Regions from separate parts of the Homo sapiens genome. Here regions 2 and 3 are each linked to region 1. Evidence: chromatin loops called from intact Hi-C (ENCODE). Cell type or tissue: ascending aorta. All regions are shown on one strand. Region 1 overlaps NFIX (nuclear factor I X). Region 2 overlaps NFIX (nuclear factor I X). Region 3 holds the start of NFIX (nuclear factor I X).

Region 1 (8,000 bases):
GGCGTCTGGCTCAAAGAAGGGCGCTCGGGGCGGAGAGGGAGGGAGGGAGGGGACGTTTGTTCGTTGGCATTGACCTCTGCGGGGGAGGGGCCGGGGACCCCTGCCGCGCCCCCGTACCCGGACGGGGATGGGGCGAGGAGGGGTGCTGGGCCCCAGGGAGGGGCGCCCGGGGAGACCCGCGGCCGGAGCAGTCCAGCCGCCGGGGGCACGCCGCTGTCCCGTTCCGTTAAACTCAACAAAGAAGGGATATGCGTATTCCTAACAAGTGCAGGATATTTAATTGATTCATAAACTTATGTATAATAGTTTGTGGGTTCTTTAAAACGTACTTTATAATGTAAGAAGCACCAGGGTTTTATGTTTAATTATCTTAAAAATAATTTTTCTCTCGTCCTTTTCCTTTTTGATCTTGTGTTGGTTGATTTTTTAAATGTCGAGGTGTTTTTTTTAAACTCTAAAATGTGAACGTTTCCTTCAGCCCTCCCACCGAAACAGAACGAACGACGAAACAAATAAAAACCCCAGATCATCCTCGTCAACGCAGGAAAACGACTTAAAAAAAAAAAAACTAAAAACGAACAAAAAAAAGGGAAAAACACTCAGCTTTCGTTATCCCCGCGCAGGGCGGGGCAGGCCCGGTTCTTTTAGCGTCCCCAGAGCCGCGAGGACATTACAACAAAAATAGAATTTTTTTTTCTTAATCTCTTAACATACAAAGATAGGAAAACTCTCTGATGCATTGCACTTGGTTCAATGAAAAAAAAAAGTTAATTTCCCCCATATATATTTTTGTTTTTTTTTTTTTCTCTCCTAACACGTCCCCACATCTCCTGTTGCCCTCATTGCCCCTCACAACACCACTTGGGAAAGGAGCAGCCCCCACCCCCTGCCCGCCCGGGCAGCCCCGCCGGGCACGCTCCGGCCCGGGCCCAGCTGGCCTGCAGCTTCCGACCTCGCCCGGGCAGGCGCCCCGCAGACCCTAGCTCCCACAGTCCCACAGAGCCCGAGCCCTCGACTGTCGTCGAGGGAAAGGGCACGTGGGCCGGACAGGGAGCCCCTTCTGCTTCGCTCTCAGCTCTGACCCTGTTTAGCCAACCGAACTGAAAAATCATTGCACTTTGACCGCGCGTCACGCCCGGCCCACCCGGCCCCCCACCCCCGGGGCCTTACTCCCCACGCCCCGGGAGACTCCCGCAGGATCCACTGCCCCTCAGCCCTGGGGTCCTCTAGGGCTGCACGCTGAGGACAGGGGGAGGGCTTCACTCAACTTCCAACAAAAGCCGCCCCTGGAGCCAGCCACCTTGTGGCTTCCAGCTGGGTAGCAGGCACCGTTCGCCTGCCGCTACGGCCCCAGGTCGCTGACCTCCTCCCCTCCCGTCACTCCCTCCTCTTCCCTCCCTCCGCCAGCTCGGGGCCACAGCCTCACAAACTAGATTCACAATAAATACAGCCCATAGCCCACCCCTACGTGGTGCAATGTTGATTTTCTCTCAGAGGATCCTGACCTGTGCTTTGTGTTTTCATACAATTAAGAAAGAGAGAGAAAGAGAGAGGCACAAGGACTCAAGAAGGGGCCAGGAACGGGAGACGCAGGAGGAGGAGTAAGGCACAGAAAGACAAGCCAGAGGGGCCAAGTCACACCCTGGAGGGGAGCTGGGCGTGCTCATCCTCCCCTCCCTCCCAGGGGGGCTTCTGAAGACCCTCTGGACAGGCCCCCCAACCCTCCCTTGAGGGAGGAGGGGGCTGGGGGGGAGAGCTACTTCCTGTGGTGTGTTACCAAATTGTTCCCAAGTTGCTCAAATGGAGGAGGAGTTCCCATTCCAACAGCAAAAGACCCAAACAATGAATGCCCCACCCCTAAATAAAGAGTAAAGACATTACAGCTAAAATCCAGAGAAAAGTGGCCACGTGGGGGGCGGGGAGGCGGGGGAAAGTCGGGGGGCACAGAAAGCTCCAAAACACTTTTGAAAAGGACGACACCCAACACCCTCCCAAGGAACTGAAAGTCGGCGAGCAGGACGCCTACCTAAGCGCAGGTGGTGGCTTAGCGCGGCAGCGGCGGCTGCCTGGTCCTCCTCGCTCGGCTCCGGGGTCCCCTTTCTGCTCCACCCTCCGGCCCGGCCCCAGCAGGGCAGTCTGCATGAGGGGCAGGGGCAGGAACTGATGGGGCGGAGCGAGGGCACCTGCATGCAGGGCTGGGGGCGGGGGCGACCTGGGGCCCGACTCCCCTCCCTCGTGGCAGGAAGGAGGCCCTCCTGGCCTGCAGAGAGAGGGGAAAGGGGGCCTGTCCCAGGCTGGGACGAGGCCGTCGAGAGCATTCCGACTTTTTCCTACGGACTGTACAGAGGGGTCCAGGGCCCCAGGACTGCTCTTGCGGCTCAGGGTGGGGTGTCAGAACACCCTCCATTCTGGGACACGCAACTAGCTCCAGGGGTCACCCCCTGCCCGCCTGGGGGCTTTTAGCCCAAGGGTGGGGTGGGGTAAGTGGAGGCTGCTCTCCCCCTCCTGGTCGGGAGCAGCTGGGGGAAGAAGCTGGAGCCTTGGCAGAGAGGGAGGGAGGGAGGGAGGGAGGGAAGGGCGGAGTCTGGAGGGGAGAGCCTGAGGGATCTAAACCCCATCATCTTTACAAGCTGGCCCTCCAGGCTCCCTAGGGCAGCTCCGGCTGTGTGGAGGGTGGGGTTCCCCTAGGAAGGGGTGAGGGTGGAGGCCAGGCCCCTTCAGAATTGTGCTGGTTGCTTTGTTTGGGGACTTTGTTCCTTCCCCAGAAGGCCGGGGCGGGGTCAGGGGGAGGAAGGCAGTTCTGCATCCTTTCTTGCTTTCTGTCCTCTACTTGACAGAGTCCATGTCGCGTGTTTCTTTCTGCTTGGCTGCTGGTGCACAGCTCCACCGAGACCCCTTCCAAGGGCTCTCTGAGAACTGGGCTGCTTCTGGGGCCCGCGGGGGTCCCCGGGCTGGAGGAGAGAAGGGCTGAGTGGCTGACGACGTGTAATTTTTGCTTTTCGGTGGGGCTGGGCTGGGCTGGGGGATTTTTCCATTCTCAAAATTTCTTCTCCCCCCTTTCGAGGAACCTCTTCTTCTCATTTTGTTGTTTCTTTTGTCGATCTTATCAGAGGAACCAGGACTGAAACAGGATGAAAAAGAGGCGATACTGAGAACAGCTGGGGCAGGTCCCATCTCACTCCTACCTGGCCCAGTGACCTGGCCCCTCAAGGGTCCAGCTCCCAAAGAGCCAGGGTGCCGGGCAGCCACCACCCACCTTGTTCCCATGGAGAAGAAAGGGCATCCCCATTCTCTCCCTCCCTCCTGCGAGAACCCCGCCCCCTCAGAGACTCTGCCCCTAGTGCTAGAGTCCAGCTGGCCTTCCCGTGGGCACTGTGCCCAGCGGGTGGGACCCCCATGGCTGGCGCTGGCACAGGCCTGAGATCTGGCCATGTTTCCAATTGTTTAGGTTTTTGTGTGGGTCCTGGAGGGTGGGGAAGATGCCAGGCTGGGGCTTTTGTACCCAGAGGGGTTTTAGGAATGGGTTGGGGGTGGCCCAGCTTCTTGCTGAGTTTTCTTTCTGTCTCTTTGGATTAAAAGCAGAAATTCCCATCTATATACCCCAGCCAAGGTCCCACAGGCTGAAAGACTGGGGGCAGGGGAACCACACAGCTTCAGTCCCTAGTAGCGCCAGGCCTGGGGGAGGGGCCACGTAGCCCATGGTGCTGGATCCTCTACCCTCAGGGCACCAGACATTGAGGAAGGACTTGAGGCTCCCTGGGGTGAGCGTCATTTCCTTCATATCGCCAGCAGGGGGCGCTGCCTTCCCACAGACAGGGCCTTGTCTTGTCTGCCTGTGTCTGGTGGCTCAGCTCAGAGCACACCCAGGGCAGACCCCAAGGGTCTGGGCTGCTTGGCTACGCCCTCCATCCAAGGCTCCAGCCCCACCTCCTGGCAAAGTGGTGGGTCAGGGTCTACTGTGGTCTACTGGGCCTGGGTGCACCTGGTAGTACCGTTGGGGCAAAATGAGGGTCCCTGAAAATGCATCTTGGGACCTCTCCCAGGCTGTCACAGACTCTGGTCTGCAGGGGCCAGGCGGAGCCAACTACAGAGCACATACCAGGTCCTGGTTCACTCCACCCCTGCCCTGACCCCACCAGGAAGCTAGGCACAGAGGGGGTACGTGACCTGCCTGAGGCCACACAGCCCTCGGGCAACAGAGCCAGGGTTCAAATGTAAGGGGCAGTGCAGGCTGTGCTCCTAACTGCTGCCTGTGCTGCGAGCACGAGGAAGCAGGGTCTGTGGTGGCCAGAATGCCTGTGCCCTGCCTAGGGTCAGGGTGAGGGCCCAGGGCAGCTCATCTGCCAACTTTTCAAAAGAAGCCAGAAGCCCAAACAGAATTTCGTGTGAAAATTTCCAATATTTAAAACATTGCTTTGGTCAAACATTCTGCCTGCAGGCCAGACCTGCTCTCAGGCTCTGGTTTGGGACTGAGGATAGGGACACTGAGTTTCAGAAAGGGCCTTGGAGATCATCTAGCACTTTCTGTGACAATGGAAATGTTCTCATTTCCATTGCAGTAGCCACTAGCCACAAGTGGTTTCTAAGCACTTGAAATGTGGCTACTGTAACTGAGGAACTAAATTTTTCTTTAGTTAATAATTTAAATGTAAACAGCCACACGTGGCCCGTGGCTACCACAATGGACAGTGCAGATCAAGAGCATCTGGAAATGTGGCGGTTTGGGATTGCCACAATGAGCAGGCGCTGCTGGGTGGGCAGAAATGCTAAATTTCCTGTATGTGCTGGACAGTACGCACAAGAGACCTGCCCTCCCTCAGTGGGGCTCCTCGAGCACCTGCCCCAAGTCCAACCGGTCAATTGACTACAGGCCAAACAGAGGCTCATTGGGGCCTGGCGAGGCTAAGGCGGAAACCCAGGCCTGAGGCATCCCCAGAGTGGGTGGGGGAGAACCGGCCCGCAGCCAGCTCCTGGGCTTCTGGCCCAGGCCCGGGGGTGGGAAGCGCCTGGGCTGGGTGACCCCCACCTGCCACAGGCTTGGGCCTGTTCCCTGGGACCCCCTTCCCAAGGGGAGACTATACAGGAACCCTGTGCCATTGCCCCGAGGTTGAGGGGGAGGCTGACTCTGGTGGTAAGCCCACCCCTCTCCTCACCAGGCAAATGAGGCTTGTGGACAATAGGACAGGGAGGGCCCCACCTGCCCTATCTGCTCCTGGCAGATCATGCCAGGGCCTCACACTGGCCCCTTTGGGGTCTCCTGAGCTGTACAGTTGGGGACAACTGCCAATGCTCAGACTGGGGGGTCCTCCTCAGGGAAGGAAGACTCTGGTTCCAGGTCTGGAGTTAGGGACAAAGGCTGCCCCAAGGGGGCTCCCCGGCACCTCCCCACAGGTCCCAGAAATGGGGGATCTGCTGCCAAGCACAGAGTGGCTTTCTCTGCTCACCCCTCCCTACTTCCTGAGCCAGGTCCAAAATTGATTAAAACTAAGTAAAAAGCGCTGCCCAGGGAATGACAAAATTGCTAAAATTCTCTTTTCTTCCCTCATTCTATTGTTCTCTCTCCATCTGGTGCTCCAGAGATCAGCTAAAGTCACTGGTTACTGTGGAAACCACCCCCGGCTGTACCCCCTGCGCCCGCCCGTTGCAGCCGCCTGCCTGCCCCCAGGCCCGAGGGCTCCAGCTCCGCTTGTCCAGCTTCCGCTCCCCCAACCACTCCCAGACACACCTGCCTGCTCAGGGGCCCTGGACCCCCGCTGGGACTCCTTCCTCCTACCTCCTGGAGCCTAAGACACAGGGAACATGGGGGGAGACAAACTTTCCCTAAACTCTGACTTGGCCCCCAAACGTCCAAGCAAAGTGAGCAAAGAAAGTAAAGGAGGCAGCGGAAACAGGGTTAGCAGGGACGGCTCGTGGCAGTGGTCCTCGGAGCGCACGACCGCAGAGCTGTGAGCAGCCCAGGCAGGCAGCAGGAGGGAGGGAGCGATGGAACCCTGAAGCCTGGTGCCAGCCCAGAGCTGGGAGGGGAGGCCCGCCTGCTGTCCCTTCCTCTCGCACCCCCTCCCGCCTCTGCCAGCAGGGCTCTCTCGGCCTCCCTGGCACAGAGCAGAGGGGGCTGGCTCCAGCCCCTGCTCGGAGCCATTGTTTTTCTTCTCAGCACCCCCAAGTTCAAGTTCATCTGGGTGTTACATCATGTCTGGTTGCTCCTGGAAACCAGACGGGTCAGACGTGACTCTGGGGAAAGGGGGTGGGAAGCTGGAGGGGGTTGAAGTTCTCTTCCCCTCCCCTCCTTGCCACTAGGGAGCTCTGAAGTTTGAAGTTTGACAAAGTTTTTTGGCTTTTTTTTTTTTTTTTTTTTGAGGGAAGGAAAGGAAAAGAAAAAAAAAAAAACAATCTCAAACCACACACACAACTTCCATCCACCAACTTTCTCTGGACTCAGGCCCCAGAACAGAGGCAGAGCAGGAGATGAGAGGTGGCCCCAGGGGCTCTTGAGAGAGGTGGATTTCCCCGGGCTGAGGACACCTCCAAGGTGGTGTTTTTGTAAAATGTGCAAAAGAAAGATCTTTGCATGTTCTTTTTCAAAACCCTGGGTGGTAAAAGCCTCAGGCCCCCTAAAGCTGCCTCTGTCCTCCTCCTGAGATGGGTCTTCCCTGTGCCCCCAAGGGCACTGGGCTCTGTGGGCACTGGCCTCTGGGGTCTCCACCTGGAGGGCTAAGAGTAGTCTTATGCCCTGCTTGTGACGGGGATCTGTCTCCTGGTGAGAACTAAGGGTGGTGTCAGCAGGGGATAGGAGCAAGGATGAGGTCTCCAGCATGCTGGCCTTCTCCCTAACAGGACTCCTGGAGACTTGGGTGAGGGGCCTCTAGGGTGGCGGCCTGCCCTGCCCTGCCCTCAGTGCCAGTTCTGGGCACGCAGCCCACCAGGCCCTCTGTCCCTCCTCCACCCGTCACCCAGCCCACCCAACGCCAGGGGAAAGGGGAGGGCTAGGGGCCGGGGCTTCCAGTCGGGGCAGGTGAAAGCAGTGAGGCAGACTCTATTCTCCTCCCGATGGGCCTCAGGCTTCCATCTTTGCTTCTACCAGGCCTGGCCCAGAGGGCCTCTAGACTTGGGTCCTTGGCCGCCTTCCCCAGGGCCAGGGCTGTCAGAGCTAATTATCCAATTAGCTGATTAGCCAGGGAGCCTGGGGGCTGCCTGGGGAGACAGGCTCAGCTGGGCGTGCAAAAGCCTGGGCCCTCCAGCCCCACCTCAGACCTCTCTCTCCCTGTTAGCCCCAAGGACTCCAGGCTCTTCCCTAACACCAAGATGCCCCCCAACCCTGACTACTCCCCTGGTCCCTGCATCCAGGTGGTGGGCAGGGTCTCCTACCTGAGACTGCTGTGGGATGTTCAGAAAGTTGCCGTCCCGGGGTCCGATGCTGACAAACCGGTTGGCAGAGGAGGCGCCTGTCGTTGCGAATGCTGTGGGGAGCAGGGGAGAGAGGGAGAGACCCTGTCAGGCCTTGGGGCCCACCTGGGCACTGCCCCTCGGGGCTGCTGAGAGAGGGAGAGACTGAGTTAGACCATGCTGCCCGAGTTTAGGCTGGCAGTGGGAAGGATGGGCCAGAGGGGCATCTGAGCTGAAGGCCAGGCTCCGAGCCTGCCCCCCACTACAGAGGGACACCCTCATCCTCTCACTGACCAGGAACACACACTACACCCCCGACACACACCCACTCAGAAGCCACAGTCTCAGCCAGGCATCCTTTTTCACAGCTGGGATGAGGGAGAGGCCCTGGAGGCTGAGACAAGTCTCCTGGACCCAGTTCCACCCGCTAGTGAGGCACTGGGCAGGGCTGGGGATAGCCCTGGTCCCCAGGTACCCTCAGTGGATAACCCTGCTTTCCCACTGGCCCCTCTCAGGTACTGAAGAGAGGGGGCCAGGGGAGGGTGGAGGCTTTGGCAGTCCGGCCCCACCCTGCTTCGGGAAGGCCTTCCCAGCCAGGCTACCTCTCCAACCTGGGT
Region 2 (8,000 bases), 66 kb after region 1:
TAGCACTGGCCTCATTACCCCTTCTAACCCACTCTTCCTCTGGCATCCCAGGTCTCTGTAACACTAGAGGGTGGCCAAGAAGGACCTTGCCTCCCAATTCACAGCCCACTGTGAGCTATCCCCCAAATAAGGCCCTTTGGGCTTTCCCTCCCCTCCAGCATGGGTCACTGCAGGTTCACGCCTACGCCTACGGGAGGAAGCCTTCTAGAAGATATCATCGGGCCTTTACCCAAAGCCTGCCAGGTACACGCAAGATTCTCTTATTCTTAGAGATCTAGGAACCCCTAGGCCAGGACCTTGCTCACAGTAAGTTGACTAAGTGTGCATTTCATGGATAAAGGGAATTCTACCATGCTTTGGAAGCGCCAAAAAGTAAACCAAGTTCTCAGGAAGTCCTTCTGCACGTCTGGACCCCAGCCCTTCTGCTGCAGAGTAGCCCTGTTTCCTCTGGGTCAGCAATAGAGCACGGCTGGTCACCATGCCCATAATTATGGGATCAGGCCTCTAGGTCCCCTCTGGCTTGTTCACGGTCGGCGCTTTGCTGGCTCAAGCTCCGACAAAGGTGACTCTTTTTTCCCCCATGTCATAGCCTCCAATTCAGCCAGCAGAGCAAGCACTCTACTGAGAAACCCCCTGCATGTTGTAGGCAATGGGAGCTCTTGACTGGTTGGGTGGACAGCACTATGAACAAAAGGGACAAGAGCAGGTGGTCAAAGGAGTCTGAGAATAAGACCAAGCCCAAGCATAAGGATTGGGTCTGGGCATTTCTGTTCTCCTCTTTGGGGTCATGCCCCGCTCTGAGGCCAGCCTGAGCCCCATCATTATTCCACATCACCCAGACCCAGCACCCCAAGTTGTATTAACAGACACGAATGTCCAAAACAAAGGTGGCCAGGGCCAGCTTCACGGGTGTGCAACTTGCGTGCCCCCCACGCTTGGTTAAATGCTCTAACTGATGTCGTGCTGTAATTCCTAAAAATTTTGAACAAGGAGCCCCACATTTTCATTTTGCACTGAGCCCTGCACAGTATGTAGCTGGAAGGCCCTGAAAATTATGTAGCCACCATGGCTGGCTAGGATCTGATCATGCTTGGAGTTTCTGTGTTCAATTCTGAACACTCCAGTTTCAGAAATTTTATGAATCAGAGGGACCAAAACAAACCAGAGGGCTTCCAGGAGGTGGTTACCAAAATGGCAAGGGCACTAGGAGCCATGTGAAATGTGGGAGGCATTAGGGACTGGTGATATTCAGGCTGGAGAGGAGACAGCTTCCTGGGGAGAAGGGTGGAAGGGAGACATAAGAGCTGCCTTTGGTATTTCAAATGCTGTCCTGTTACAGGAAAATCAGCTTTCACCTGGGTCATCCCTTAAGAGAAAAAAAAGACCAACAAGTAAAGGTGACAGAGAGTCAGCCTTGGGCTCCCTAAATCATAACAATTGTCCTCAATCACAGCAGCTGCCGTCCTGCTATGTGCCGGTATCTTTACATATTAGCTGGTTTAATCCCTGGAACCATCCTACAAGCTAGACATGGAAGAATGGAAGAATTTTACAACCAAAGCTGACCTTTGAATGACAGTGACACCTCTTCTGGGATGTTCTAAAGGGGACCCTACATTGGGTTAAAAGATAATCTGTAGATCCTGCTAATTTTAGGCGTCAGTTCCAGGGCCCTGCGATCTTTGTCAGCCCTGGCACCAGATGGCGCTGCCTCAAAGACGCAGACCAGTGGCATTTCTGGGCCTTGAAAAAGGAGGCAATGGATGAGGCGGCACAGGGTCCATGGTGGGGGTGGACCTGGAGAAAGCGGCGGGTGCTCCTGTGGACCCTCCCACATACTCACCCCAGAGCCAACAGTCGGGTTGGGCATCCAGCAAAGGCTTGGGGAACCTCGCTGGCACCAGCCCCGTCTTGGCAGTATGGACACAGCTGAACAATGCCCTCCACCGCCAAGGAAGGACGTGGATGGGCAGCCCTCCCTCAGACCTGAAAACTAGTGCCTGCTACAAAGCCCCAAACCCTAAACTAGAGTGCCGAAACCAAGAAGCTCTCATACCTGAGAAGGCAACCCCACAGGTGAAAAAGTTCACTTAGACAAATCTTCAGGTGCTAACCCATTTCCTGCGACAGGTAAGGCTAAGCTCAGCTGTCCCGGGACCTGAAGGTAGGGAGGGAGGGGAGGCCGAATCTGCTCTCAGAGCACCACACTCACTGAATCACTCGGGGCAGCGCAGCCTGCAGAGTCCAGCTGAGGAAACCCCACAGGACAAACAACCTGTTTCCTTCAACGACAACAACAATGACAACTGCCAGAAAAGAAACCAAGACTAAGGAAGAGGAAGAGGAGAAGGACTACCTAGAGATTATGATGAGTCTTTTGAGACTGATCAACCCATCGCAATGCAGGACTGACCCCATCTGGATCCTGATTCAAACAAACTATAAACAAAAAATTAAGTGATAATTAGGGAAATGTGAACATTAACCAGTATCTGATGATACTAAAAAAAAATGCTGAATTTTTAATGGGTATAATAGTGGTATTGTGGTTTGGTTTTTCAAGAGTCCGTATCTTTAGAGATGTGCACAAAAACATTTACAGATGAAAAGCTATAATGCCTGGATCTTCTAAATAACTCAGCATGGGTGGGCAGTTGGGAGGATGGTTGAATTGAGATTGGCCGTGATCTGGCGATTGCTGGCACTAGTGGTGGGTACACAGGAGTTCTTTCTATGTGGGAAGCTCTCCATCATTAAAGAGTTTAGATAAAGAAAAGAGCCACCACTCAAATACCTGGACTTCGTGGGGATTCCGCTGCAGGCGCACAGGAGGGATCTGACAGGGTGACGCTGACAGTTCCATTCGCTCAAGTATTTTGTTAGCTTTGGATTTTTTTTTTTCTTTCCTAGGACCAAGGCTTAGGTGTCAGGGAAGGTCTGAAGGCACTGGTTCACCTTCAGGGTGCTGCAGAAACTTTGGAGATAGTCTAGCAGCGGTTCTAGGCCAGCTCGGCCATCCTTTCTCACACAAGCAGAGATCTCTCTCCTGGCCCTCCCCAGCTCACCCGTCCCTGGCCACCTGTTCTGGGATACCCGCTTTGAATGGAAGGATATCACCAGGAAATGGATACCCTCCTCCCCACGGCAGTGCTCTCTGACCCTGCCCTGCCTCAACCTCCCTTCCTAAACACAGACAGACACACAGACAGACTCCTTCCCAGCAGGAAGGCCAGCCGCATGGCAGCCTTTTGGACCTAGTATTCTGTATTTGGACCCAGTATTCTGGGAGTGGAGTTTCAACGCCAAACACACGTCCTTTATTCCCTCTCGAACATGTCATCTCTTGAAGCTTCATCTGGGACATAACAAGGGCTCAGGAAGGCCATGGGTGACAATGGCACCTGGGAGCAAAGCCACACCCCCACATTTACCACCACATCACCGTTACTGTCATGAAACCCAGGACCCCCAGCTCAGCCCAGATCTGGCTCTTCAGCCCTGTCTTAAGAAAAGGAAAAACACTTATTTCAGAGTCCAAAGCAGCTCTTGTCTGAGCCTGTGCCATCCCGGCCCCTGTCCCCAGTTTATCATCCTGGAAGGAAGGAGCAAGTGGCAGCTCTGCTGAGTGTGCCTGGCAGGCATGGGCATGGAGAAAGTGGTGCCCACAGATCGATGCTCTTTGGTGGCTCAGCCACAGAAGACATTTTCTAGCAAAGCAAGAAATGTTTTTATTTCTTGCCAGCTCAAGGAGGAAGCAAGCCATGCCTGGTCTGTGCCATCTCAAGACCACCCAACCCAACTCCAAAGAGGAACAAGTGATGCAGCCCACTGGTGGCCCGGGCTGCGCCAACTCGCCTCAACTCACTTCAGGAAGGCACACTCAAACTAAAGCAATTCCAGTGAGAAAAATCCTACCTTCACTGAAATTATCTGGAGTCTGGGGCCTGAATGATATAAAATACACCCTTAGTTCCCTACTCTGCTTTTGTAGAGGAGACTCGGCCTCAGCCCCAGCCCAGAGAAGTGGCCTCGGCTACATGGAATGGGGTATGAATTCACTCATATTCCTGGGCGAATGATCTCTTAAGCTGGCAGGGAGGCATGGTGGGGCCTTTCTTCTGGCCAGGAAACGGTCTGCTTCCTCACATACTTTTCATCCTACCTTAGCCCCACACTGGCAGCAGTCAAGAATTCGGCCTAAAATAAAAGAGGCCAGGGAAACAACTCAGCTACAAGGATCCAGTCAGAGAGCGGGGTTGGAGGAAGCCAGCTCAGAGGAAGATGAGTGTTGATTTTCATCTTAGATGCTCTCGAGCCCCTGGTTCTAAAATTGGAAGGTGCAGAATCCCCTTGTGCAGGAGTATCTGATGGCCACACTGGTAAGCTCGAGGCTCCGAGCCTTCTGCAAGCCACCAGTCACCTCCAATACTACCAGGCACACACCCTCCCAAATCTGGCTTGCTGTATAGACAGAGAATGAGGGGATAACTTTTTTTTCCCTCTCAGTCTGTTTTCCAAAAAGAAAAAAGACAAAAGAAAAAATTCAAGCTGAAGGGAGGGGGAATGACTGGCACCTGGCCCTTCTGCATGACGGGTCACGATGGTCACACAGGGCCGGATGCAGGCCTAGAAAGATCCACAGAAGTAGGTAGAGACTTGGGGGGTGAGAGTGGTGTCCCCTGCTTCTAACCAGTTACCAAAGCAACCTCTCAGGACAAGAATTCCAATACCACCTTCTCCTCTCCACAGTTCTCCAACATGTAAACTCAGGGCTCACTCTAGTCTAGATTACATTCCTGACGCAGTGCTGAAAGCACCCCCAAACCCGAATTTTATTTCTGGATCCAGTTATATCATTCCTCCCAACTTCCCAAACAGGCAAGGGGGTGACCACAGCCATTGTGAATCACTTTTCTTTTTTGTGAATGAACAGGAAGAAAGACACAGAGACACACACTCGCGGAGAAACAACCTTTGCGAGAGTTGAAGTTAAGCCACATTCTCTCAAATTCGCATAAAGAGAGGAAGAAGGAAAATGAAGGGGAAAAAATACTGGAATGGTGGAAAGGAAACACACACACACACACACACACACAGAGAGAGAGAGAGAGAGAGAAAGGTTTGGTAGCCCTCTCATTACAAGTTGGTTGGGCATAATGTAAACACACTTCTGCCTTGCTTAATCACAGAGTGCCGCCCGTTTAGGTTTCAAAGGCGGCAGTAAATTGGGCGTAGCTGAGTGGAGGCTAAAAATTAACCAGCCATCTCTGTTTCAATTTGTAAGAAAACAAAAGCGGAAAGAAATTATAAAAAGGGAAAGGGTAAGGGAAAAAAGGAACAGAGGAGGAGAACTAAACCACCCTGACCCAAAATGCAGGGTAAAACTGGAAAAGCGAAGAGAAGCAGAACTACTTGGAACACAAAAGGAAAAGGAGATTTTACAGAGTTTTTTTTTTTTTTGGTTTGTTTGTTTGCTTGTTTAAGACCTCTTCCACAGCAACGCTGCTCCCTGCCATGCCTGTGCCCCGAGAAAGCCTCTCTGCTCCCCAGTGCCAGGGCTGTGGGCATCCATCCTGAGGCCTTGCCACTTTAGCTGAAATAAGGAGAAGGGAAAGAGCTCAAGGAATCTCGTCCTTGTTTTCACTCTCTATGAAATCAAATTACTTTCATACTGACAGCCAAATCCCAGCCAAAACAGCTCCCGCCTGAGTATTTAGGCCACAGAATCTGCCCACTACTGTCTTCTCTCCTCTTTTCTGTTCATTCAGTCTCATATCCCAGGGTTTCACATGCCCCTTCTCTCCACCGGACTCCTGCCCATCCCGCTTGTACCAAACCCAGTTTTTCCTGGGACTGGAGGTGAAGCTGCAGTAAAACTAGCACCTGCCCCTCAATACTTCTTCTGACTCATTTTAATAAGAGCAATTACTGGTTTGCTGTTGTTGTTCATCTCAAACTCTCACCATCATGGATAATTCTGGGGGCATCATGTCCCCAATCCTAAGACCTGCAGCATCTTTCTGATCAGATAAGTCCTCCAAAGATGGAGATGCACAAAGTCGATACCATGGCCAGGGGGCAGAGGAGGAAGAATAGAACAGGTCGGGGGAGACAGAAGACAGGAAAAAGGAAAAGGGCCCATAGAACCGTGTTGCAGGCCCCGCAGGACGGGCATACACCAGTTAGGCCCATGGCGAGTTATCGCTTGGAAATTAGAGGAACAATAAACAGAACAAATGCCAGCAAGGAAAATAAAATGAGAGGGAAAAATGGTTGAGAACGACCTACCCGGAGTGTGGACAAAGTAAGCCAGATAAAGATCCAGTTCTTTGATTGTGACTCCAATGTGATGTGGCTGGACGCACAGGCCGGGGTTCGAGCACTGAGGCGACTTGTAGAGCCGCTCCCCATCAGTACTTTCCAGGGGGATCCCCTTAAACAAAATCACCATGACCAGGTCCAGCCGCCACACCTTGTCAGCCTGGCGCAGGCAGTCAATCCGCCGGATCTTGCCCTTCTGGTCGGGGTTGGAGAGCACGCAGCAGGGGGGCTTCTTGCCCGTGATGGTCAGCACGAAGTCCTCGCGGAACTCGGGCCGGATGTCCTTGCGCAGCTTGGCCAGCAGCCGGGATGCCCACTTCTGCTTGATCTCGGGCTTCTCGCCCAGCAGCTCGTCCTTCACCGCCCGCTCCTCGTCCTTCGACATCCGCTTTTCATGCTTCTTGAAGTACTTGCGCTTCCGCGCCTGCAGGTTGAACCAGGTGTAGGAGAAAGCGCGGACGTGAGGCAGCAGTGCCTCGATGAACGGGTGGAACTCATCCTGCAGGCGGCAAGCCGGGAGCATGCGGGGCGAGGGAGGACGGGAGGAGGGGAAGACGGGATGAGGGGGAAAGAGAGAAGGAGAAAAGCAGCGTTAGAAGGGGGGGCACAAGGAAAACCGCCTTCTCCTCCTCCTCCCTCCCCCCAACAATTTTCTCTTGCGATTGTTCTACGAAAGTGTGGTTTGAAGCCACCACCAGCTTCGCCAGCCACTTGCTCCCATCTCAGCCTCAGCAGCCAGACAGAGGCACCGGGAGCCTCTACACACACCTATTCTCTCTCTCTCTCCCTCACTCACTCACACACACGCGCACAGACAACGTTGCCGTCCACACACACACGCTGCTGGTATCCCCGCCAGGCTCTGTCGCGCCCATGACATCTCCATGTTCTATCGCAGCCGTGAACTCCTGTCAGCTCGCCCCGGCACAGTGTCCGTCTGCACAGACGCCCGTGGACGCACACGCGGGGGCGTGCGGGGCCGCCTCTGGTCCCCGACACCGGTCGATTTTTGGCCGCCCCCAAGAAGACAGAAAATGACATCCACGAGCAAGCGAGTGAGGAAACAGATCAGGCTTCCCTCTCCCCAGGCTGTTTTCATTTTCTTTTCTCCTGATCCAGTTGGAACATCCACCCCAACATTTTTTAATCAGACCTAAATCCTAAATATGTGATTTCAGCTTTGTTATCGACACCAATACTAATGTTAATCACAGTAATAATGAACAAAACACTTCTTGTTAGCACAAATAAGGTGCTTGTCTCGGCCACATTAGGGTTAAAAGCTACATGGGTCTTCTTGCGACCCCTTCCCCAGCCTCCCACAACCCCTTCACCCTTTTTCCCACTCAGTCAGGTGACAGAAGGATGGGCTCTCTCGGTTTTGTTTGGTTTTTTTTTTTTTTTTTGGTTGTTTGCTTGTTTGAAGTTTAAATAATAATTGATTTCTGTTTACAAAAATAAAACTGGAAAAAATTAAATAATTACCATTGATCTGAAGCACCCGGCAAAGCCCAACGCCCGATTCTGAGATTCTGGACTCAAAAGAGTTGTGAGTTGGGGGCGGGTGGGGGGAGGGGGGAGGAGGAGGAGCAGGGGAGGAAGGTAAATGTTTTAAAGGGGGTTATTATTGGTGTTCTGGGGAATAGGGGCCGGGCTTGGGTGGATTCTCAAACCCTTCC
Region 3 (8,000 bases), 98 kb after region 1:
GCCAGAGCCGGAGAGAAAATGCCAAGTGCCATGAAAACAGGGCACCAGGCCGGAGCAGGGACAGAGAGCTATAGCTTCGCAGGGACAGAGGGGTGGCCAGAGTGACCCAGAGAGAAAGCTGGGGGAAGGGGGCATCAGGGAAGCCCCAGCCATCCCCCTCCCATGGAAGGAGTGTTGGGGGAGCTATGCAGATACAGAAGTACAGGAACGTTCGGCTGCTTGTATGGCCAGGAAAATGGGCGTAGGTCGCTGCGTGTCTGAGAGCGGGTGTATCCGTGTGTGCGGCCATGTATGTCTTTGTGTGTGTCAGCAAATGTCGGCATGTTTGCCTTTTTATCCCTGTGGCAAGGAGGGGGAAGCACGCATTGGTGCATATTTGTGTGTGTGTGTGTGTGTGTGTGTGTGTTTGAAAAGGTATTTGTGGCCGGGTGCAGTGGCTCATGCCTGTAATCCCAGCACTTTGGGAGGCCGAGGCAGGTGGATCACGAGGTCAGAAGTTCAAGACCAGCCGGGCCAAGATGGTGAAACCCCATCTTCACTAAAAAATACAGAAATTACCCGGGCGTGGTGGCGGGCACCTGTAATCCCAGCTACTCGGGAAGCTGAGGCAGAGAATTGCTTGAACCCGGGAGGCAGAGGTTACAGTGAGCCGAGATCACGCCACTGCACTCCAACCTGGGCGACAGAGCAAGGCTCCGTCTCAAAAAAAAAAAAAATAGAAAAAGAAAAGTTATTTGTGTACACACCTGAGCGAGCCAACTGCATTATGTCTCTGTGTAAAGATGTGTATCCATCCATCCGCCTGTCCGTCCTTGGGTCCATGTGAGCATGTGTGGGGGTGAACACACATTTGTGTCTACCTGTATCCAAGCATGTGCTCAGGGCTCCATGAGTCTGGGAGGTGTCGTGGTCTCCATGTGCCTTCGTCGCTATCTGTATCATCTCGAGGGGTTTGTGAGTGTTTATGTGTGCGCTGGGGGTGGTTGTGAACACAAGTCCACAGTTTCCTGTGTCCATACGTGCGTCAAAGAGGTACTGCTGTGTCGCTAAGCCTACACCAATATACGTGTCCCATTTCAAGAGGTGCGTGTGTGTTAATGGGTGTGTGTGACAGTGTGAACACAAGTCGTCGGTTTCCTGTGTCCGTAGGTCTGTAGGCTCGTCGATGGTCGTGGGTCTGGACATCGGTGTGAACAGGACACTTACATCCCCATCTTGGCGGTGATGGTGGTGTACGTGAGTTCACATCCTGGTTGTGTCTCTGTTTCTTGGCAGGGTTGGGATGGGGATGGGGGTCCATCCATCCACCCCCCACCCCTCTCTCCGCCTGAGACTCAGGACTGTGGCTACAATGGACTCCAGCAGCTCCAGGAACCGCCCCACCCGGCCGCCCTGAATTTCGATGCTTTTTCTAGAAGGAGATTTTTCCCCCCGCCCTTCCCCCTCGCCCACAGTACCTTTCCCCGCCAGGGCCCCGCTGCTCCAAGCTCGTTCCTGCTCAATCATTTATTGACTTTAAAATCGAAGCCAATTCTGGTTTGAAAAAAAGAAAAGGGAGAGAGAGAGAGGGAAAGAGAGAGAGGCAGGCCAGAGAGACAGAGAGAGAGAGAGTCCGAGACGCCAGTGGAGGGGGGAGCAGAGATGGGGCCAAAACTGGAATCAGAGACAGAGACAGTCAGAGACATACAAAAGGACAGAGATGGAGAAAGAGAGATGGAAAAGGGCAGAATACACCAGAGACCGATAAAAACAGACCGAGAAAAAGACAGCAAAGGAAAGAGGTTGTCATAAAAACAGAGACCAGCGGGGCAAACCATGGAAGCAGAAAGATTTGTAAAAACAGAGATGTGATTGTTAGGGAGGGGCAGGCCAGACCCCACTGACCAGCCGACAGCAGCCACCTGCCCAGAGCTGAAGGGTTTCCCTGCCCACCATGAAGGGCTGGCAGCCTGGAGACACCATGCCCACTCCCCTCTCCAGCCATCCTGGCACACTGGAACTGTCGTAACCTGGGCCTACAATCACACAGAGCCAAGCACCGGCCATCGCCCTGGGTCTCGCAGCCGCCCCAGCCCCTTCCTAGCCATGTCACCGGCGTATCCACAGGCATTTTCTCTCCCAGGGTGCTGTGAAATCTGAGGGGCTGGTGTCTCACCCAAGCCATGGGGGAGCAGGCTCAGATGTCTGGCGTGCTTGGCATGGGAGGCCGGGCTGGCAGCCTGGTGGGCAAGGGGCTGCTTGAGCGTGGGGTCTTGGTTCCACTAGGCCCCAAACATCGGCCACACAGCCCAGCCAAGTGTAGCACCAAAGAGGCCCAGCTCAGACACCGCTGGGTAGGCAGTTGTTGTGAGGGGCGCCCAACATGGAGTGGCCGTGGAACTGGAGGTGCAGATGTGGGGGTTCCCCACACTGCCATGGTGCTCAGGGTGCCTGCTCACACCTGCATGCACACTGCAACATGTATGCATGCCGGTGCGCCCTCGCCAACACGTACTTGGGCCTGCTTTCTACAGGAAAACCCGCTCCCTGGGCCACACACACGGCCATGCCACGCAGGCCTGCCCATGGCCGGCCCACAGGGGCTACACACAGACTCTAGATTGATTCACACTTGCATACACTCTCACCTGTGCATACAGGAGTGTGGTGTAGCCACAGCTGACACACACCCCGACAAACCCCTCGCCCCTTGACACCACTGCACACTCCCGGTAGGACCCAGACAAAGTAGGAGCCATACCCATGTGGACTGCCACTGTAAGCTGTGGACACACTTGGCACATGGCTGACAAGGATCAGGCTGGGCAGAGGGGACAATTAGGGCCTGGCCTAGAGAACCCCCACATGCAGGCCTGGCTGGCAGCAGGGCTAAGCAGCCCCTAGATGTCCCCTCTTCGGAGACTGTTACCAGCTGTGGCTTGGCCCTGCAGGCAACGCTGTCAGGGCCACTGTGGGACTCTGGGCAGCTTCTGTGCCCTCTTAGAGCCTCAGGCCACAGCCCAGGGAGAGTTGGGTGGCCCGACAGGCATCCTCGAAGCTTTTGCCGCAGCCGTGCGCCGCGCAGGGAACTTCGCTGCAGGCGGGACGCGCTCTAGCAACGCGCCAAGGTCGGCGCTGTTGTGCCCGAGGCTGACCCGACGGTGTGGCCGCAGCACTGTCGGCTGTGTCCACGGCTGCCTCCCGCCCCTCCCGCCTCCAGGCGACGGGACGGGATTCCCCAGGCCTGCCGGGTCCACTCCGCAGCAGCCCGGGTCGCTGGGGCCAGAAAGTTTGCGCCGAGGAAAGTTTGGGGGTGGGGGGGCAGAGGCTGCGACGTCCGGGGTCGGAGAGGCGCGGCCACCGCTGGCAGCGCGCCCGCCCCCCTCTCCCCTCCCCTGCCCCTCCGAAATTTGGGAGCCCCGCCATTTTCTTAGCCCCGCTCCCATGTGAGGCCTAAACAAAGACTTTGGGGAGACGCCCGGGCCGCTCGGCCCACCCCAGGCACCCCGGCCGCACGCAAGGGCCGCCGCCACGCACGCCGGCCACTGCCACCCTCGGGAACCGCTGCGCCCTCCCCAGGAAGCGTCGCGGGACCCAGTGTCCCCTCTGCGCCCTCGGGACCACCCTCTTGCCACTCTGTCAACCCCGCAAACACTGCCAGCGACCACGCTGCCCGGGTGCGCGCTACAGTAGCCCACAGGTCAGCCGGAGTCCCGCTGCCCATCGCACCCCAGTCGAGCGCGCACACACACACACACACACACACACACACGTACACGCACTCCCGCCTGCGCTCCACGGGCAGCGCCACGACGCAGCTGGCCACCCCCGGAACCCCCAAAAGGAGTCCGCCCGGTGGCCAGGGTCGCACGCGCACGGTGACGCCCGCACGCGTGCCTGGGCTCCCCGCGGCACAGCCTGCACCCCTCGGCGGCCCGCGGGCTCTCGGCCCCCCCTTCCCGGCCGCCGCGCGTCCCCTCCGCCCGCGCCGCCGGCCGGCCTCCCGCGCCCGCTCCCCTCCCCCGGTCGCGCGGGGGCGGCGGCCGGTACCTGGGTGAGGCAGTACGGGGAGTACATAGCTGGGCGCCCGGGCGGGAGCGCGGCGGCCGGCCGCGGCGAGGGGAGGCCCGGCAGGCGGCGGCCGCGCTCGGGCTCGGGCTCCGGCTCGGCTCCTCCGGCCTCCGCCGCGCTGCGCCCGCCCGGCCCGCGGCCCCGCGCTCGGCCCGGCGCCGCTCCGCGCTCGCCGCTCGCAAGCTCGGCCCCGCCGGCTCCGGGGCCGCCGCTGCCGCCGCCGCCGCCGCGCTCGCCGCTGCCTCTCGCGTCCGCCGCCGCCGCCGCTGCCGCCGCGCGTCTACTCCATGCCGCCGCCGCTCGGCCGGTCACCCTCGCCCGCCGCCGCCGCCGCCGCAGCCGCCGCGCTGTGAAAGTGAAAGTTTAGACAAAGTTTGGAAGCGGCGCACTCCGGGGAGAGGGAGCGGGCGGGCGGCGCGGGCGGGAGGAGGGGCGCGGGGAGGGGCGGGCAGGGCGGGGGAGCGGCGGCCGGCGCACACACACAAGCACACACATGCACACACACACACGAACACACGCACACGCGCGCGCGGGGGCGCACACCGACGCGGCCGCCCTGACACGTGCTGGCCCGCGTTCCAGCGCAGACACACGCTGACACGCAGCGGGACTCGGACCCCGCCACACATGTCACGTCCAGAACGCCTGGCCACACGTTCCGCCTTCGAACACAAAGCACACTCGGACACCAGTGCACACAAGGCACAGACACACAACCCCTACACACGGGCACACACACACAGCAGTCTGGGAAAACACCCACGACCCACGCTCTGACATGCACCGTCCCACCATGGTATCCAGGCACACAACAAGGAACCGCGTATAGACATACACCAAAGCAGGCGTCACGTAGACACACACTGATATACACGAAGACACACCAGTGCATGACACATAGAGATGCACACTGATGCACACACACTGACGCATGTTCCTGCAGAACACAGACACATGCAAGATCACACAGCCACACGCTGACACCTTCCAGACACACAATTCCTACACGCAGACACATACACAACACACACACATCGCAGTGCCAGAACACACTGGCAGTTGTGGCAGTACACCCCGATGTACAGAATGACACTGATGATTGAGAGGCCGAGGCCAGTGGATTGCTTGAGCTCAGGAGTTCAAGACCAGCCTGGACAACATGGCAAAACCCCTCTCTACCAAAAATACAAAAATTAGCTGGGTGTGGTGGTGGATGCCTGTGGTCCCAGCTACTTAGGAGGCTGAAGTGGGGGGATCCCTTGAGCCCGGGGAGGTCAAGGGTGCAGTGAGCCATGATAGTGCCATTGCACTCCAACCTGGGTGACAGAGCAAGACCCTGTCTGAAAAAAAATAACTAAATAAATAAGATGACACTAATGAAGGGAAGATACACAATGTCACATAAACACACACCAAACACCTGGAAGTGAATGCAAAGGACCCCAATACAAAGAGATACACAGCGTCACAGATACAAAGCAACACTGGCTGTCACAACACAACACACAGACACACACACACACACACACACTGGGTTGCCCAGATGTACCCACAGGCCTTGGACACACTGACCAACTGATGCCCAGGCGGCTGACAACCCCCCTGGGAGAATCATCTAGCCATGCACACAGGGATCACACACATACACCCATGTCCCTTACGTGCCCCCCCCCCAACACACTTGTAATGTGGCCCTGATCATCGACATAGGCAAATATAGCAGGAGACCCACAGCTCAGCTGTCAGGGACAGAATTGGGCATCAGGGCCTCCGTACATGTACACACACACACACACACTTTGGTGAGGTTCCAGCCCCTCTTGCGGGCCCTGACTCCTCATTTTCAGAACATAAAGGCCTGGGGGGAGAGGTAGTGCTGGGGACCCTGGAGCAAGGGGAGAGGAAGCCCTCTGGTAACCCTCAGGGTGGGTGGGGAGGCAGTGCCTACAGCCCCCAGGCAGCTCCTGCTGAGACAAAACACCCGCCTGCTGCCAGGTGCAACCAGCACCTTCTTGCTCTCTTGGGCCAAAAAGCTGTGGCAATTCTCAGCTATGCATTGTCTGTTAAAGGGGGTGTCAGTGCCCAGGGCGGGGGGTGCGCACGCACACAGGGTTGGCTGTGCCCATTGGGCTCTTGCAAGCAGGCACAAAAGTATGCATGTGTACGTGAGTATGTGTGTAAATGTCCCAGAAACGATATGCTCCTTGTCACAATACTGTATTAGGCTGTGTGGCAGGCAGTGTGTCTGTGGGTGTCTAGATGGGTCTGGTGTCTTCCGGGGACACTGAAGAAATGCAGGTCATGATAGGTGCAAGAGTCTGGCTGGGCGTGGTGGCTCATACCTATAATCCCAGCAATTTGGGAGGCCGAAGCGGGTGGATCACCTGAGGTCAGGAGTTTGAGACCAGCCTGGCCAATATGGTGAAACCCTGTCTCTACTAAAAATAAAAAACTTAGCTGGGCGTGGTGGGATGCCTGTAATCCCAGCTACTAGGGAGGCTGAGGCAGGAGAATCGCTTGAACCTGGGAGGCAGAGGCTGCAGTAAGCCAAGACCATACCACTGCACTCCAGCCTGGGGAACAGAGCAAGACTCTGTCTCAAAACGAAAGAGAGAGAAAGGGAGAGCTCACGCCTGTAATCCCAGCACTTTGGGAGGCCAAGGCAGGCAGATCATGAGGTCAAGAGATCGAGACCATCATGGCCAACATGGTGAAACCCCGTCTCTACTAAAAATACAAAAATTAGCTGGGTGTGGTGGCGTGTACCTGTAGTCCCAGCTACTCGGGAGGCTGAGGCCGGAGATCACTTGAACTCAGGAGGCGGAAGTTGCAGCGAGCTGAGATCGCGCCACTGCACTCCTGCCTGGTGACAGAACGACACTCCATCTATAAATAAATAAATAAATAAATAAATAAATAAATAAATAATAAAAATTTTAAAAAACAAAGCAAGAATCTTTTTGTGTGGATCTGTATGTTGTGCAGCAGAGACTGGGTCTGACTTTGTACTTAAGGTGTCATGAGGCAGAGAAGGTGCCTGCCCGGTCCTATACCAAGCACTGGGGACATGGTGGGGGAAGAAAATAAAGACCATGGCCAGGCGTGGTGGCTCATGCCTATAATCCCAGCACCTTGGGAGGCCGAGGCAGGCAGATCACCTGAGGTCAGGAGCTCGAGACCAGACTCACCAACATGGTGAAACCCCATCTCTACTAAAAATATAAAATTTAGCCGGGCATGGTAGCAGGCGCCTATAATCCCAGCTACTCAGGAGGCTGAGGCAGAATTGCTTGAACCTAGGAGGCAGAGGTTGCGGTGAGCCGAGATCGAACCACTGCACTCCAGACTGAGCAACAGAGCAAGGCTCTATCTCAAAAAAAAGAAAAGAAAAAAAGAAAAAGAGAGAGAGAGAGAAAGAAACAAAGGAAAGAAAGAAAGAAGGAAGAGGAGGGAAGGAAAGGAAGGAAGGAAGAAAGGAAAGAAAGAAAGAAAAGAAAAAGAAAAAGAGAAAGGAAGAAAGAAAGAAAAGAAAAAGAAAGAAAAAGAAAAGCAAGCAAGCAAGCAAGCAAACACCAGCCGGGCACGGTGGCTCACACCTGTAATCCCAGCACTTTGGGAGGCCGAGGCGGGTGGTCAGGAGATCGAGACCATCATGGCTAACACGGTGAAACCCCGTCTCTACTAAAAATACAAAACATTAGCCAGGCATGGTGGCGGGCGCCTGTAATCCCAGCTACTTGGGAGGCTGAGGCAGGAGAATGGCGTGAACCCGGGAGGCGGAGCTTGCAGTGAGCCGAGATCACGCCACTGCACTTCAGCCTGGGCGACAGAGCGAGACTCCGTCTCAAAAAAAAAAAGTGTCAGTGTAGGCCGGATGCGGTGGCTCATGCCTATAATCCCAGCACTTCAGGAGTCTGAAATGGGCAGATTGCTTGAGGTCAGGAGTTCAA

Evidence for each region. Peaks named below come from ENCODE experiments on the same cell type or tissue, not always from the same donor. Only the 100,000 strongest peaks of a DNase experiment are listed, where the experiment ranks them.
Region 2: a loop joins it to region 1, with 3.0 times the contacts of the local background. A loop is called at or near these places in 25 of 110 quality-filtered maps.
Region 3: a loop joins it to region 1, with 2.8 times the contacts of the local background. A loop is called at or near these places in 62 of 110 quality-filtered maps.

Annotation. Positions count from the first base shown.
Region 1 is chr19:13,089,756-13,097,755 of GRCh38, reverse strand. NFIX (nuclear factor I X) reads right to left here. Exons shown (of 11, transcript NM_001365902.3): 10 at 7,366-7,457; 11 at 1-3,121. The coding sequence ends at 3,107. Among named protein-coding and RNA genes, the nearest start is that of LYL1, 9.1 kb to the left of the region's middle. RefSeq lists an enhancer at 974-1,837 and a silencer at 2,149-2,238. In ascending aorta, CTCF peaks have their summits at 1,279 (motif pointing left), 2,506 (motif pointing left) and 3,772 (motif pointing right); DNase peaks (open chromatin) are centred at 3,355, 3,785, 4,965, 6,125 and 7 weaker places; H3K4me3 peaks cover 3,412 bases; H3K27ac peaks cover 7,900 bases.
Region 2 is chr19:13,023,841-13,031,840 of GRCh38, reverse strand. It overlaps NFIX (nuclear factor I X), which reads right to left. Exons shown (of 11, transcript NM_001365902.3): 2 at 6,289-6,820. Among named protein-coding and RNA genes, the nearest start is that of NFIX-AS1, 13 kb to the right of the region's middle. RefSeq lists enhancers at 6,133-6,952, 7,919-8,000. In ascending aorta, a CTCF peak has its summit at 1,693 (motif pointing right); a DNase peak (open chromatin) is centred at 1,717; H3K4me3 peaks cover 7,267 bases; H3K27ac peaks cover 8,000 bases.
Region 3 is chr19:12,991,894-12,999,893 of GRCh38, reverse strand. It overlaps NFIX (nuclear factor I X), which reads right to left and starts at 4,419. Exons shown (of 11, transcript NM_001365902.3): 1 at 4,030-4,419. The coding sequence starts at 4,056. RefSeq lists an enhancer at 3,550-4,138 and a silencer at 4,313-4,472. In ascending aorta, a CTCF peak has its summit at 3,143; DNase peaks (open chromatin) are centred at 2,383, 3,114, 3,673, 4,443 and 3 weaker places; H3K4me3 peaks cover 4,949 bases; H3K27ac peaks cover 5,000 bases.